Regions from separate parts of the Homo sapiens genome. Here region 1 is linked to region 2. Evidence: chromatin contacts called from ENCODE Hi-C or POLR2A ChIA-PET data. All regions are on one chromosome and are shown on one strand. Each heading gives the region's core, a stretch centred on a gene start or an enhancer-like site at or near the end of the contact. The rest is flanking DNA. Distances are from core to core; before and after follow the strand shown. Region 1 overlaps KAT6B (lysine acetyltransferase 6B). Region 2 has its middle 88 kb from the start of KAT6B.

Region 1 (6,999 bases), core at 1,580-4,079, 150 kb after region 2:
AGATGGACTTTCCAAAGATTGGGAAGCTGGAGGCAGGGACACCTGGACACAGAGCCTTCTTCACCCCCACCTGCATCCCAGGTGAGGAGGAATTCTTGAAAATGCCGAGTTTGACTCACCAACCAGGAGTATCTAATGTATATAAATATTCCTTTAAACGTAAGTATAGTGATGAGTAGATAAGCCAGAGTATTTAAAAGCCACAGCAAAGATTCAGCTTCCTCTCCGCTCCCCCGTGCCCCACATCTGGGAGGACCCCACCTGAGCTTGGTGTTATAGTTGGCTGATGCTCTTAGGTGGAAACCCAGGGGCAAAGGACAAGCCACAGAAACATAGGCTGCATCTGCTCCTACTCTGTACTTCCACCTTACCTGCCCATTAAGTGCTATGTTCTTGACTAAATAATTCATGTATCGCAGAGAGGGAAGGTATGTGTTCCCACCAACCTCTGACCCATCCATAACCCAGTGTATTACACTGACCCAGGAACCAGAGCTCACTTCACCCTGCTTGGAGTCAGGGAACTCGGAACCTAACTGTCCTGGGCCCTCTTTCTGGTAGTTGGGTGAGTCCTGAGGGCCTGATACGTGAGGTTTGGACAGGCTGGGCAGTAGGTTATGGCATATCTTGTAAGGGAGACCATGTCAGCAGTGGGGAGCAGAATGCAGAGGAATCAAAGACCTGATCTCATAGTGCAGGTGTGAAGGGAGAAGAGCCAGCCTTTCTCCACCGTCTCTCTGGGGACAGGGGACTGTCTCGCAGGGACTACACCTTGGCATTTGGGCATGTCAGACCAGGATCTAGTCATCAGAGTTACCCAATGCCCTGGGGTTGGTTTCTACCAGGTCAGGGATGCAGTTCTGCAGGCAGTATGTTACATCTGAGACTACAGGAGAGAGGGGTGGGGTGACAGTCTTTCCATAGGGTGTCCAGACACTCCTGGCCCAGGGACTGAGCCATGGATAGTGGGATGCTTGCCTCTCTGTGTGGCAGGGCTTTCGTCTCTGTTTTTTGTTTTTGAGATGGAGTCTTGCTCTGTTGCTCAGGCTGGAGTGTAGTGGCGCAATCTTGGCTCACTGCAACCTCTGCCTCCTGGGTTCAAGCAATTCTGCCTCAGCCTCCTGAGTAGCTGAGATTACAGGCACATGCCACCATGCCCAGCTAATTTTTGTATTTTTAGTAGAGATGGGGTTTTACCATGTTGGCCAGGCTGGTCCTGAACTCCTGACCTCAGGTGATCCACCTGCCTCAGCCTCCCAAAGTGCTGAGATTACAAGTGTGAGCCACCATGCCCAGCCTGGTCTCTGGTTTTGAGCCATGATGTCAGGCTGACCAGGCTGGCACATTTAGCCTGGAATGGGTTAGGCTTCTGGCTTTGATGTTAAGAAAGGAAACTAGTGCCAAGTGCAGTGGCTCCTGCCCATAATCTCAAGACTTTGGGAGGCTAAGCCAGGAGGATTGCTTGAGCCTAGGAGTTTGAGACCAGCCTGGGCAACATAGCAAGACCCCACCTCAAAAAAAAAAAAGGTAGTTTGGTGTGGGGCATGCGCCTATAATTCCAGTGCTTTGGGCTGAGGCACTTTGGGGAGATTGAGACTGCAGTAAGCTATGATTGTGCCACTGCAGCCCAGCCTGGTTGACAGAGTGAGATCCTGTCTGGAAAAAAAAAGAGAACTGGCTGGTCCTTCCTGAAATAGTGCCCACAGGCTGGCAGAGCACTGACTGACACCTGCCTCTTTCAGAGGTGGGGTCAGGATAGCTGTATGGAAATTCTCCAATGTGTGGGTTGTAGGAGTGTATCTCATATCCCTTCAAGCACTGCCAGGCCAGAACCCAGTGGAGTTTGCAAAGAATGGGTTTCTTGTTAGAAGAAAGTATTACGTACATGTAAGTAATCTTGGGTATAGCTGGGAAGTGATGAATAAATTTGACCATTAAAAGATTGTAATGTCTGTATCACCAAAGACAAAATCACAAATATAATTAAAAAACAAATAACAGACTAGGAGAAAATAGACCATGTGCAATACACAAAGGATAAATACAGAGTATATAAAGAAGCTTCTGCATATTAATAAGAAAACACTAGAATAAATGGGCAAAAGATATAAAAAGGCATTGACAGAAAGGGAACAAATGGCCAATAAATACAAAGAGATGCTTAACTTCATTAATAATTAGTGAATTACACATTAAAGCAACTAGATATGATTTTATCCCATCAGATTGGCAGAAATTAAAGAGAATAATATTCTTTGGCGGCAATGAGAAAAAATGGGTGTACTTTCATATTCTGAGCATATAAATTGTTCAGACCTTTTTGGAGAAGGTAGTTTGGCTGTATCTTTGAAAATAAAATCACATACTTTTAATTTGGTAATTTTGTGTCTAGTGAAATACACCTGAACACATGCTCATTCCAGCACTGGAATGGTGAAATATTGGAATGATTAAATGTACAGTGGTACAGCCAGCATATAGAATGCGATACCTAAAAAGTGTGTAAGAGTGTGGTATAGATCTTTATGCAGCTGATGTGGGAGGCTCTCTCAGATACGTTTTTAGTGAGAAAAAATATAAAATTATTACATTTATATTTGTAAACCTCAAAATTTATATGTATTTGTAAATTCTAAAACATGCTTTTCAGATTTTTTAACATTTCTGAAATCAGCGTATCTAACAATTGGTGACATAGTTTACTAATTTAAACTCTTGGTGAAGCATAGTGCACATTACAAGTGATAAGATCTTAGATTTGATGAAGGATGATATGTAAATACGTGGATAAAGGACTCTAAGACAGACATGGGACGAGATTGAGGAAGTGTCAGTGGAGACTTTGTCTGTGTCATCTATGTTGTCAAATTTTTTTTACAGTGAAATTATATTCCATTATTGTGTAACGAAAAATTTTAAAAATACATATTTATATTTTTTAGACAAGATATAATTTTAGACAAGATAAGGTTGCCTGGATGTCTCTGATGTCTGATCCATTTCTCTACTTGGGTGATTATGCTTGATATTCAGCTTTGAGAACTTTAAGGCCTGGATGGTTGATAGAGCGTTCAGCTTCATTAAGAAGTTAAGTAGCTGTGAAGATTCAGTGGGAGAGAATTGAGAACTGAGGTCCAAGAGAAGGGAGGAGCCGAACTCCAGAATTCAGGGCCAGTTGCCTCATGGGGACCTTTGCATCTGTGTAAAGAGGTTGAAATTCTCTCCCCACAAGGTGGTGCCAGGCTTTTTATACTGGACTGGGCATACCCTGGAGCAAGGCTCAGTGGATGGGAGGCAGAAAATAGATCAAATCAAGGAGCCTTATCCAATGTCATTGAAAGGAAAATTCATTGTTTTGGGAGAGAGCTAAGCCCTAGTGGGAAAGAGCCAAAGGAATAAATGGGCTTTTAAATCTGAGGAATTTACACAAGGCAGGCAGGAGATGACCTGCCATAGGTTGGAGGCAGGCTCTGCTTGGATCCTGTGTAAACAGGGCATAGTGTGAGTGTCTCCCCATAAGTAAAAGCTGTGTTGTGAAGATGAACTCACAGTTTAGTAGTGACTTTTTGACCAAAGATGACTCTTCAAGAAGGGATAAGGTGTATGGAGTATAGCTCATTGCCAGGACTGTGGGAGGCAGAGGAAGGAGAGGACACTTGGCCAAGATGCCATTTGAGCTGGTCACTGTAGGAAAGGGAGAATTTGGACATGTAATTTTTTTTTTTTTTTTAAGACAGAGTCTCACTCTGTCACCCAGGCTGGAGTGCAGTGGTGTAGTCTTGGCTCACCACAACCTCTGCCTCCTGAGTTCAAGTGATTCTCCTGCCTCAGCCTCCCCAGTAGCTGGGACTACAGGCACATGCCAGCTGCCTGGCTCATTTTGTATTTTTAGTAGAGATGGGGTTTCGCCATGTTGCCCAGGCTAGTCTTGAACTCCTGACCTCAAGTGATCTGGCCTGGACATGTAATTTTTAAGGAGATATTCAGAAGAAAAGGGAGGTGAGCCCACCATTTACAAATGCACACAGGAGGCCGGGTGTGGTGGCTCACACTTGTAATCCCATTACTTTGGGAGGCTGAGGCAGGCAGATTGCTTGAGGCTAGGAGTTTGAGACCAGCCTGGCCAACAATGCAAAATCCCGTCCGTACTAATAATATAAAAAATTAGCCGGGCCACTGCACTCCAGCCTGAGTGACAGAGCAAGACTCCGTCTCAAAACAAACAAACAAACAAACAAAAATACACACAGGAGAATGTGAGGAGCTGAGTAGTACAGTTTTCTCGGAGTACACGTCTATTAAAGGGAAGCAGTAGGAAGTAAAATAGAAAAAGGTAGGCTAGGGCCGGACCATGAAGAGCTGAGAATGCCAAGTTTAGAAATTTGACCTTGAGTCAGTGAACTCATGTTTTACATTTAATCTTTTGGTTACCAATTTTTTTTTGTACCATCATTGGTTTGATTTTTAAAATACAGTCACTTTGTTTTCTAAGGATTTTATGATATATGTTCAAATCTTGAGTTAAAGGTAAATAGAACACAGTTTGGGTTTTTTTTTGGCATATAAATGGTTGAATTTCAAAATTATATTTGTGTTACAAACTTTGTTTTTACTCTCTGCCTTCCAGCATTTGCAAATAACCATTTCTCTTTCAAAGGAAATTCTAGTATGTATTCCCATTCAATAAAAGCAAAGAGCTGAGCTCTATATGAATAAGAGGTAAAATTGAACATGAAAATTACTGAGCAAGATTAGTGGGGGATGAAATGGATGAACATTGGGGAAAGCTGTGATCCTTGTTACCTTTGCTATAGTGCAATTTGGAATGGCTTCTTTATTCCTGGCAATTCCTGACAGCATTTCTTTTAAACCTGGCCACCTTTCCATTGCCAGCTCGACCTTGATGTTAGCTGGTGCTGCTACTGCAAGGGCTGCCTTTGGCAGGAAGCCTTCAGTCAACTTTCTGGGCTCTGGTTTTGGCTCTGCACATGCCTTGCTGAGAAGACCTTAAGAATCTGAAATGTGGAGGGTCATTTTGGGGTAGGGAAATGTGGTGGCAACTCTTGAGTTTTCTGCCACGATGTAACTTAACAGATCCTCTTGTTTTTCCTTAAATGGTACAAGGGTTTGCACCGAAATGGTAATTCATCTGTGTCTGTGATGCTTTAAAAAATAACAGTTTCACTAATGTGTCACAACATGTATTATTTATCATTTTAGTAAATGGATATTTTAACAAGCAACAATTTGCAAATTTAAGCATGGCAGTTAACATGATCTGACATTAAAAAATTAAATAATCTCCTGCCATCTTTGTTATCAGCCTTGCATTAAGGATTTTAGCCCTTCTGGGAGCTTTTATTTTTTTGTTGACTCTGACTGATGATGGCAGATTGTGGTAGTGATCAGAGCTATGCTTTTATAAATTATTTTTTAGTTGGAACAATATTGGCATGTAACGTGGACTGGCAGAATTAACATTGTTTATCATTACCAGTGTTGTTTTGACAGATATTCTCAGTTCTTTAAGGAAGCAGATAGGGAATGTCTGTAATGGACATCTGCTGTCCACTATAGGTTGCCCAATAATGAGTCCTGGTAGGTTCTACCTTCTGCTGTGGAAGCCAGCAGAGTTCAAATGGGCATTTTCTGTTCTTGCCTCCTAGGAACTGCAGGGGTGGACATGCTTCTTAGGCTTAGCCTGTTGACTGCTTCCACCTGGAGTTTGAATCTGAACAGTGTTAGAAAATGCAGGGACAGGCTGAGTGTGGTGGCTCACGCCTGTAATCCCAGCACTTTGGGAGGACAAGGAAGGAGGATCACTTGAGCCCAGGAGTTCGAGACCAGCCTGGGCAAAAAAGCAAGACCCAGTCTCTACACAAAGTAAACAAATTAGCCAGGCATGGTGGTGTGCACCTGTAGTCCCAGCTACTTGGGAGGCTGTGGTGGGAAGATCCTTTGAGCCTAGAAGTTTGGGGTTGCAATGAGCTATATTTGCCCCACTGCACTGCAGCCTGGGGGACAAAGAGAGACCCTGTCTCCTATAAAGGCAGCGACAGTTAGTAGTGGCACTAGAGTTACTAAAATTATCAAGATTTTCTTCCTGGATAGTCCTGGTTGCACACATCAGTGTTACTATAGGTGGACTTAGCCTTTACTTTTGTACATTTCGCACTGATACCTCTAACCACCTTTTGTGCACATAGCAGCTATTATACCCCCCATAGCATAACCAACCTGTGTAAGAGAAGAGTATAAGTCAGTTGCTTGCAAGGAACTCTTAGGGGTAGGGAGCTCTTGCCTGGGGGAGGTGGGGGTTTCTCCTCTTTCTGTCCTCCCCTAGTCATTAGAGAAAGGCCTCAAGAGAATAACTCAGAGATTACGGTTGAATTCAAGAGGGTAGATTGACATCTCATTGAGCTGCACAGAGGTACCAGCCAGGTGCTGCTGTGGGATTAGAATGGACTCCTGAGAAAGCGTTCTTGAGTGAGTGTGGTGTGGCTTTCCTGGAGTTTGGGGATGTCTGTGAATACAGAGGCAAGTATCTTCCTCTCATCTGAAAGCCCCCCATGTGGCTGGAGCTGCCCCTGGGGACAGTGTATGGAGAGAGGACAGCAAAAACGCTTGACATTTCCTGTGGGCCTGGTGGTCTACATGGAGGACAGCTGGCCTGAGTCTTTTTGAAAGACTTGTCCTGCCTGCGAAGGCTGCCTGCCAGGGCTAGGCCCGCAGCAGAAAGAGGTTGTGGGTGAACCACAGAGGCAGGAGCTGAGAGGAGACTGAGAGCTGAGTCAAAGGGCACCCGTTGCCTGCATCAGGCAGCATGGAGGTCCCAGCAAAGGGGTCTCACTAGAGAGAGCTGGCATGTGGACTCCTGCAAATGGTGGAAGATATTTTACAGGCTGCAGGACTGGACCACAGAAAAGTGGGCAGACCTTTCCCTTTCCTCACACTTGCCGCCTTTCATTCCTTGGACCCCTCTCTTTTTCCTCACTGCTG
Region 2 (6,961 bases), core at 2,418-4,917:
TTATATAGATAACATATGTATTGTTATATACATATTTTTAAAAAACTCTCAAAACCAAAGTTTAAAAAAATCCAATTTTATAAATAGGCAAAGATTTGAACACATATTTCACCAAATAAGTACATGAAAAGACACTTGACCTCATGAAGTGCAAATTAAACCCACAGAGAGGTACCTCTTCACACCTATTAGAATCAATAGAATTAAAAATACTGGGCTGGGTGCAGTGGCTCATGCTTGTAATCCCAGCACTTTGGGAGGCTGAGGTGGCAGATCACTTGAGGCCAGGAGTTCGAGAATAGCCTGGCCATCATGGTGAAACCCCGTTGCTACTAAAAATACAAAAATTAGTCGAGCATGGTGGCAGGCGCCTGTAATCCCAGCTACTTGGGAGGCTGAGGCAGGAGAATCTCTTGAACCCGGGAGGCAGAGGTTGCAGTGAGCCGAGATCATGCCATTGCAATCCAGCCTGGGCAACAAGAGCGAAGCTCCGTCTCAAAAAAAAAAAAAAAAAAAAAGAGACTGGCCGTACGAAGTATTGGTGAGGATGTGAAGGAATTAGAATTCCCATTCACTGCGGGTGAGGATATATAATGGCACAGCCATTTCAAAAGCAGTTTGGAAGTTTCTTAAATGCTTAATATTAATATAGCTATCACGTAACAGAAACATTCCACTCAGATATTTACCCAAGAAAAATGAAATATATGTCTGCAAAAGACTTGTGCATGAGCGTTCATAGCAGCTTCATTTGGAATAGCCCTAGATTGGAAACAACCCAAATGTCCACCAACAGGGGAATGAGTAAGCAAATTGTGGTATATACATTCAATGGAATATTACCCATCAATAAAAAGGAATGGATTATTGAGACAGTCAACATCTTAGGTGAATCTTAAAATAATTACACTCAGTGGAAAAAGCCAGACAAAGAGGAAACACACAGCTAGACCAAAAAAAATACTATAGGATTGCATTTATTTAAAACTTTAGAAAATGCATACTAAACCATAATGACAGAAAGAACAGTGATTACTTGGAAATAATGGAATGATGGAGTGGGGAGAGATGGTCCATTTGGAGACAATTTTTTGTATATGAGATAGACATGATACAGATTGTGAGACCTGAGTTTAAGTATTTGCTGTTGTTGTCATTTTGCATAGGACTATCCAAATGGTGCTGGTACAATTGTTTTCCTATGCAAAACAACAACAGTAACAACAAATACTCAAATTCAGGTCTCACAATTGTATCATGAGATATGGGAAGAATGAATTTCAGAGGGGTACAAGGAAAATTTTTGGAGTGATAGATGACTTTGAAGTGATTGTGGTGATGGTTTTATGAGTGTATTCATAAGCCAAAACTTACCAAATCATACACTTAATATATGTGCATTTTATTGTATGTCAATCACATGTTAATGAAGCCATTTTTAAAATTACGTATGTGTTGATCATGTAAAATGGTGCAGCCACTTTGGCAAACAGTTGAGCGGTTCCTCAGAAAGCTAAATGTGGAGTTGCCATCTAACCCAGAAATTCCACCTTTCCATATCGGCTCAGAAGAAATAAAAACATATGTGCATACTCAGAAATAAACTCGTGCATGAATCTCCATAATAGCCTTTTTTTTTTTTGAGACGGAGTCTCACTCTGTCACCCAGGCTAGAGTGAAATGGTGCAATCTCGGCTCACTGCAACCTCCGTCTCCTGGGTTCAAGCAATTCTCCTGCCTCAGTCTCCTGAGTAGCTGGGATTACAGGCATGTGCCACCACACCAGGCTACTTTTGCATTTTTAGTAGAGATGGGGTTTCTCCATGTTGGTCAGGCTGGTCTCGAACTTCTGACCTCAGATGATCCACCCGCTTCAGCCTCCCAAAGTGCTGGGATTACAGGCATGAGCCACCATGTCCGGCCTGAATATTTGCTCATTTTAAACATAGGACAAATGTGGTGGCCAGGCATGGTGGCTCACACCTGTAATCACAGCACTGTGGGAGGCCGAGACAGGTGAATTGCTTGAGCCCAGGAGTTCAAGACCAGCCCAGGCAACATGGTGAAACACTGTCTCTACAAAAAATACAAAAATTAGCCAGATGTGGTGGCATGCGCCTGTAGTCCCAGCTACTCAGGAGGCTGAAGTGGGAGGATCACCTGAGCCCAGGAGGTTGAGGCTGCAGTGAGCTGTGATTGCACCAGTACCCTCCAGACTGGGCAACAGATCAAGACTCTGTCTCAAAAAAAAAAAAAAAAAAATACACACACACACACACACACACACACACACACACACACACACACACAGTGATTTTTTTGATGCCATGCTTTTTTTTTTTTTTTTTTTTTTGAGACGGAGTTTCGCTCTTGTTGCCCAGGCTAGAGATCTCAGCTAACTGCAACCTCTGCCTTCCGGGTTCAAGCAATTGTCCTGCCTCAGCCTCCCTAGTAGCTGGGATTACACGCACCTGCCACCATGCCCAGCTAATTTTTTGTATGTTTAGTAGAGACGGGGTTCACCATGTTGGCCAAGCTGGTCTCGATCTCCTGACCTCGGGCAATCGATCCGCCTCAGCCTCCCAAAGTTCTGGGATTACAGGTGTGAGCCACCATGCCCAGCTGATGCCATGCTTTCTTAAAATATCATGTGTAAAAGCTTTTAAATAGTCTATTTACAGTTGCTAAGTAATATTTAAGTTCTCTAAAGTCAACTTGAATGTACAAATTACTTTCAAGTCTTGGACAGTTTTTGCCTGTGAGGACTTCCCCATAATCACTAAGAACCTCAGCCCTACTCTGCCCTTGACCTCAGAGTTTCCTTGCCCTCTTGTCGGATTGCTGCCTTGAGAAAGTTCAGACAGAAGCAAGCTTTCTAATCAAGTGCCACCTAATGGTGTGTCAAAATTTGGCTGCCTCAAGTCTTAAATGCACAAATGAATTTTACTGAGTTTGAGGCCAGAATCAAGGACTTATGGTTAGAGGCTGAATGCATGATGGCTGTGTGAATTTGGGGCCTGATGGTGTCTGGCAGTTCATTTTTTCCAAAAGGATGGAGCTGTCTTCTATTTCCTCTTAAATGGAAAAAATTGGCCAGGCAAGTTGGCTCATGCCAGTAATCCCAACACTTTGGCTGGAGGATTGCTTGAGCCCAGGAATTCAAGACTAGCCTGGGCAACATAGGGAGACCCCATCTCTACAAAAAATACAAAAATTAGCCAGGCGTGGTGGCATGTGCCTGTATTAGTCCTAGCTCCTTGGGAGGCTGAGGTGGGAGGGTCTCTTGAGCTTGGAAGGAAGAGGTTGCAGTGAGCCGTGATAAGGAAGAGGTTGCAGTGAGCCGTGATTGCACCACTGCACTCCAGATGGGTGACAGAGGGAAATCCTGTCTCAAAAATAAAATAAAAACATAAAGGGAAAAAAATTATCCTAAAATATTCTATATGGAAAACAAAGAGATAAAAGCTCTGACAGGCATAATGGTCCCACAAAGATCCATGTCCCAATCCCTGCAACCTGTAAGTACATTATGTAACATGCAAAAGGGCCATTGCAGATGTAATTAAGGTGACAGTTCTTAAAATACAGAGATTATTCTGGGTGATCCAGTGAGCCCAGTCTAATCATGTGAGCCTTTAAAAGCAGAGAACTTTCTCCTGCAGGAGGCAGGAGAGATAAGGCAGAAGTCAGAGAGATTCAACGCTTGAGAAGGAGTTAGTGAGCCTTTGCTGGCTTTGAAGGTGAAGGGGCAACGTGACCAGGCGCACAGGAAACCTCAAGAGGCTCAAGGCCAACAGAAAGGAAACGGGACCTCAGCCCTAGCACCACAAGGAGCTGAATTTGACCAACAGCCTGAATAAGCTTGTTAGCAGTTTCCTTCCCAGAGCCTCCAGGAAGTAACAAAGCCCTGCTGCCACCTTGATTTCAGCATTTAGAGACCCTAAGGACAGTACCTTGCCAAGCCCACCCACCAGACTTCTGACTACAGAACTGTGAGAGGCCAGGCGCGGTGGCTCACGTCTGTAACCCCCACATTTTGGGAGGACAAAGCGGGGGAGTAACTTGAGGTCAGGAGTTTGAAACCAGCCTGGGCAACCTGTCTCTATTTATAAAAATCGTTTGTGCGTGTAGAACTGTGAGATAATAAATGGGTGCTGTTTTAAGCTACTAAGTTTGTGGCAATCTGTTACACAGCAATAGAAAACTAATATATGAGCTGCTTGCAAGTAGAGACCCCATGTACTTAAAAGGTTCTCAGATAAGTAAGAGGAATGATTCTTAAATTTTAAAGTTGGGGCTGGGCACGGTGGCTCACATCTGTAATTCCAGCACTTTGGAAGGCTGAGGGAGACAGATCACTTGAGCCCAGAGGTTCAAGACCAGCCTGGCCAACATGGCTAAACCCCGTCTCTGCAAAAAATACAAAAATTAGCCAGGCGTGGTGGTGTACACCTGTAACCTCAGCTACTCTGGGGGCTGAGGCAGGAGGATTGGTTGAACCCCAGAGGCAGAGGTCGCAGTGAGCCAAGATTGCACCACTGCACTCCAGCCTGGGCGACAGAGTGAGAACTGGTCTTGAAAAAAAAAAAATTGGAAGACACATTTAGGGATATAAATAAAAACATGATGGGAGGTATTATATTAGATCACAGAATCAGGACTTTGGGGCTCACATGTTGGCCCTGATGTTGCACTCTGCCGTGGACATGGAACTGGCCTGACAGATTCAGCTATAGTTATAGAAATTCAGAAAGACACAAAGGCTGAAGACAAGTGGGAGATATGGAGCTCTTATTTGTGTCGGCTATCTGCAGGTTCTGTGAGACGGGAACAGTAATGGTGCTGTGTTTTGCCCTCAGCTTGCTGTCACTGGAGTTTTCTACCTACCTTGTACAAAGCCAATCCGTTATCCCCTGCCTCGCAGCATCAGTCCAGTCCTGCACTCGCCAGGAGTATCAAACAGCTGGAAGATGAGGGCACACTTTTCCTCCCTGGGAAAAAAGTCAGTCCTTTCAAGAAGTGAACATACAAGGCCGCTGGTCCCCTTTGAGGGGACAGGACCAAAACAAGAAAGTCATGTCTTGTCATCTGGTGTCTTGTTGTGTAAACCTCCATTCTATCCCATTTCCATAAATTCTTTCAAAGGTTTGAGATGTAGGACAACTGGGGCCTTTTCTCAGTTCGAGTCTTCTAGTTTGAACATTATAATTTAATGTGATTGTTAAGGAGTAAGAATGAAACAATTCCAATGCTACATAAAATAGAGAAATAACGGAAAGTTTCCAGTTTACTTCACAAGCTAACATAACCCTTCCACCAAAACCAGATACATGCACACGTGCGCAAACACACACACACACACACACACACACACCTCAAGCCAGACAGCTTAGTCTCACTTAGGCTATTTATATGGAATTTATAAACACACATCCTAAATGGAATACTAGCAAATTTAATTCATTAGTACAATATACTAAAATAATATTTCATACCCAAGCAGAACCTGTTCCAGAAATGCAAGGATGATCAATATTTTAGAAATGATCAATAGTATATATAGACCGTGTCTGTTTTGTACACTAGTATGGTCCTTGTGTCTGGCACAGTGCCTGGCACACAGTAGCATATAAGTATTTGTTGAGTGACTGAATATTACTATTAATAAGCAGTTCGAAAATAAAATAAGAAGAAAAAGATCTGATGCAAGTACAAATTATAGCAAATATACACGTGTTTGTGTGTTATGTATGTATACACACATCATACATATTCCATACATATACATCTATGTATACATGTATATATGTGTATATGTGTATATATGTATGCATATATACATAAATACATATACATGTGTATATGCATACATATGTGTATATACACATGTGTGCATGCATACGTGTATGTATGTGTATATATGCATATGCACATACATGTGTGCATATGTGTGTATATACATATGTACATGCACATATACATGCATGCACACGCATGTATATGTGTGTATATGCACACACACATATTTCACCCAAGAATAAACTTTTAAAAATGTATATAAGATCTGAATGAAGAATAGAGCAAAAGTTTGCCAAGGTACATAACAGAAGATAAATAAATGCGCAACATGTCACATACCTGTGTGAGAAAAGGCAATAATAAAAGATGTCAGTTCTTTTCAAACTAATTAATAAATGAAATGCAGTGTCCATTAAAATCTCAAAGAGATTTTGGGAGAGACGAGTCAGTAAATTGTTGCAGAAGAAAAGAAATATGAGGGGATTTTGCATAATTATTAAAATCTGTCATAAAACCACAGTAATTAAAACAGATTTGGCATAGAATAGACAGATCAGTAAAATAAAATTTAAAACCTGGAAACAGACTCACATATACACCAGTATTTTGCATATGATAAAGTTAGCATTTAAAATCAGAGAAGGGAAATATTATGCAAGCAAATCATGCTGGAATATTGGTTTCTGTTGGGGAAAATTAAGCTGGAGTCCCCACTGCATGCCAATCATCAAGGTAAAGTTCCAAATAGATCAGTTATTTTTTTAAATACTATAAACAGAATAATGAGAAAATATAGAAAGTGTTTCTATAATCTTGAGTGGTAAAGATTTTTCAAAGCATAATACCTAAAGAAAAATATAAGAGATGCATAGATTTGCCTACATAAAAATTTAAAACTTAAATTTGATTTTTTAAAAAATAACAAGGCAAACCACAAACAGGGACAAGATGTTGGCAGCGTAAAAGATTGACAAAATATTAATAGCCTTAATTTTATTTTATTTTTTATTTTTTTGAGTCGGAGTTTTGTTCCTGTCGCCCAGGCTGGAGTGCAGTGGCACCATCTCGGCTCACTGCAACTTCTGCCTCCAAGGTTCAAGCGATTCTCCTGCCTCGGCCTCCCGAGTAGCCGGGATTACAGGCATGCACCACCACGCCTGGC

The links. A loop is a pair of places that touch in the nucleus more often than their neighbours do. ChIA-PET counts read pairs that join two places held with the same protein, here RNA polymerase II (POLR2A). Pooled maps may share reads with other maps.
Region 1: a pooled map shows a loop between it and region 2 (4-fold over the local background). The contact joins two enhancer-like sites. A Hi-C loop is called at or near these places in 2 of 37 single-sample maps with no recorded cell type and 6 of 50 pooled maps. POLR2A ChIA-PET finds 5 or more read pairs at or near these places in 5 of 52 experiments (GM12878, HepG2, OCI-LY7 and 2 more).

The regions. Positions count from the first base shown.
Region 1 is chr10:74,886,327-74,893,325 of GRCh38, forward strand. The region is part of intron 3 of KAT6B (lysine acetyltransferase 6B); the gene reads left to right. Among named protein-coding and RNA genes, the nearest start is that of KAT6B, 63 kb to the left of the region's middle. Within about 2 kb of position 2,830, at least 2 of the 41 ENCODE cell types and tissues checked have a DNase peak (open chromatin) inside an H3K27ac peak, as active enhancers do.
Region 2 is chr10:74,735,409-74,742,369 of GRCh38, forward strand. No RefSeq gene overlaps it. Among named protein-coding and RNA genes, the nearest start is that of KAT6B, 88 kb to the right of the region's middle. RefSeq lists an enhancer at 3,913-4,002. Within about 2 kb of position 3,668, at least 6 of the 41 ENCODE cell types and tissues checked have a DNase peak (open chromatin) inside an H3K27ac peak, as active enhancers do.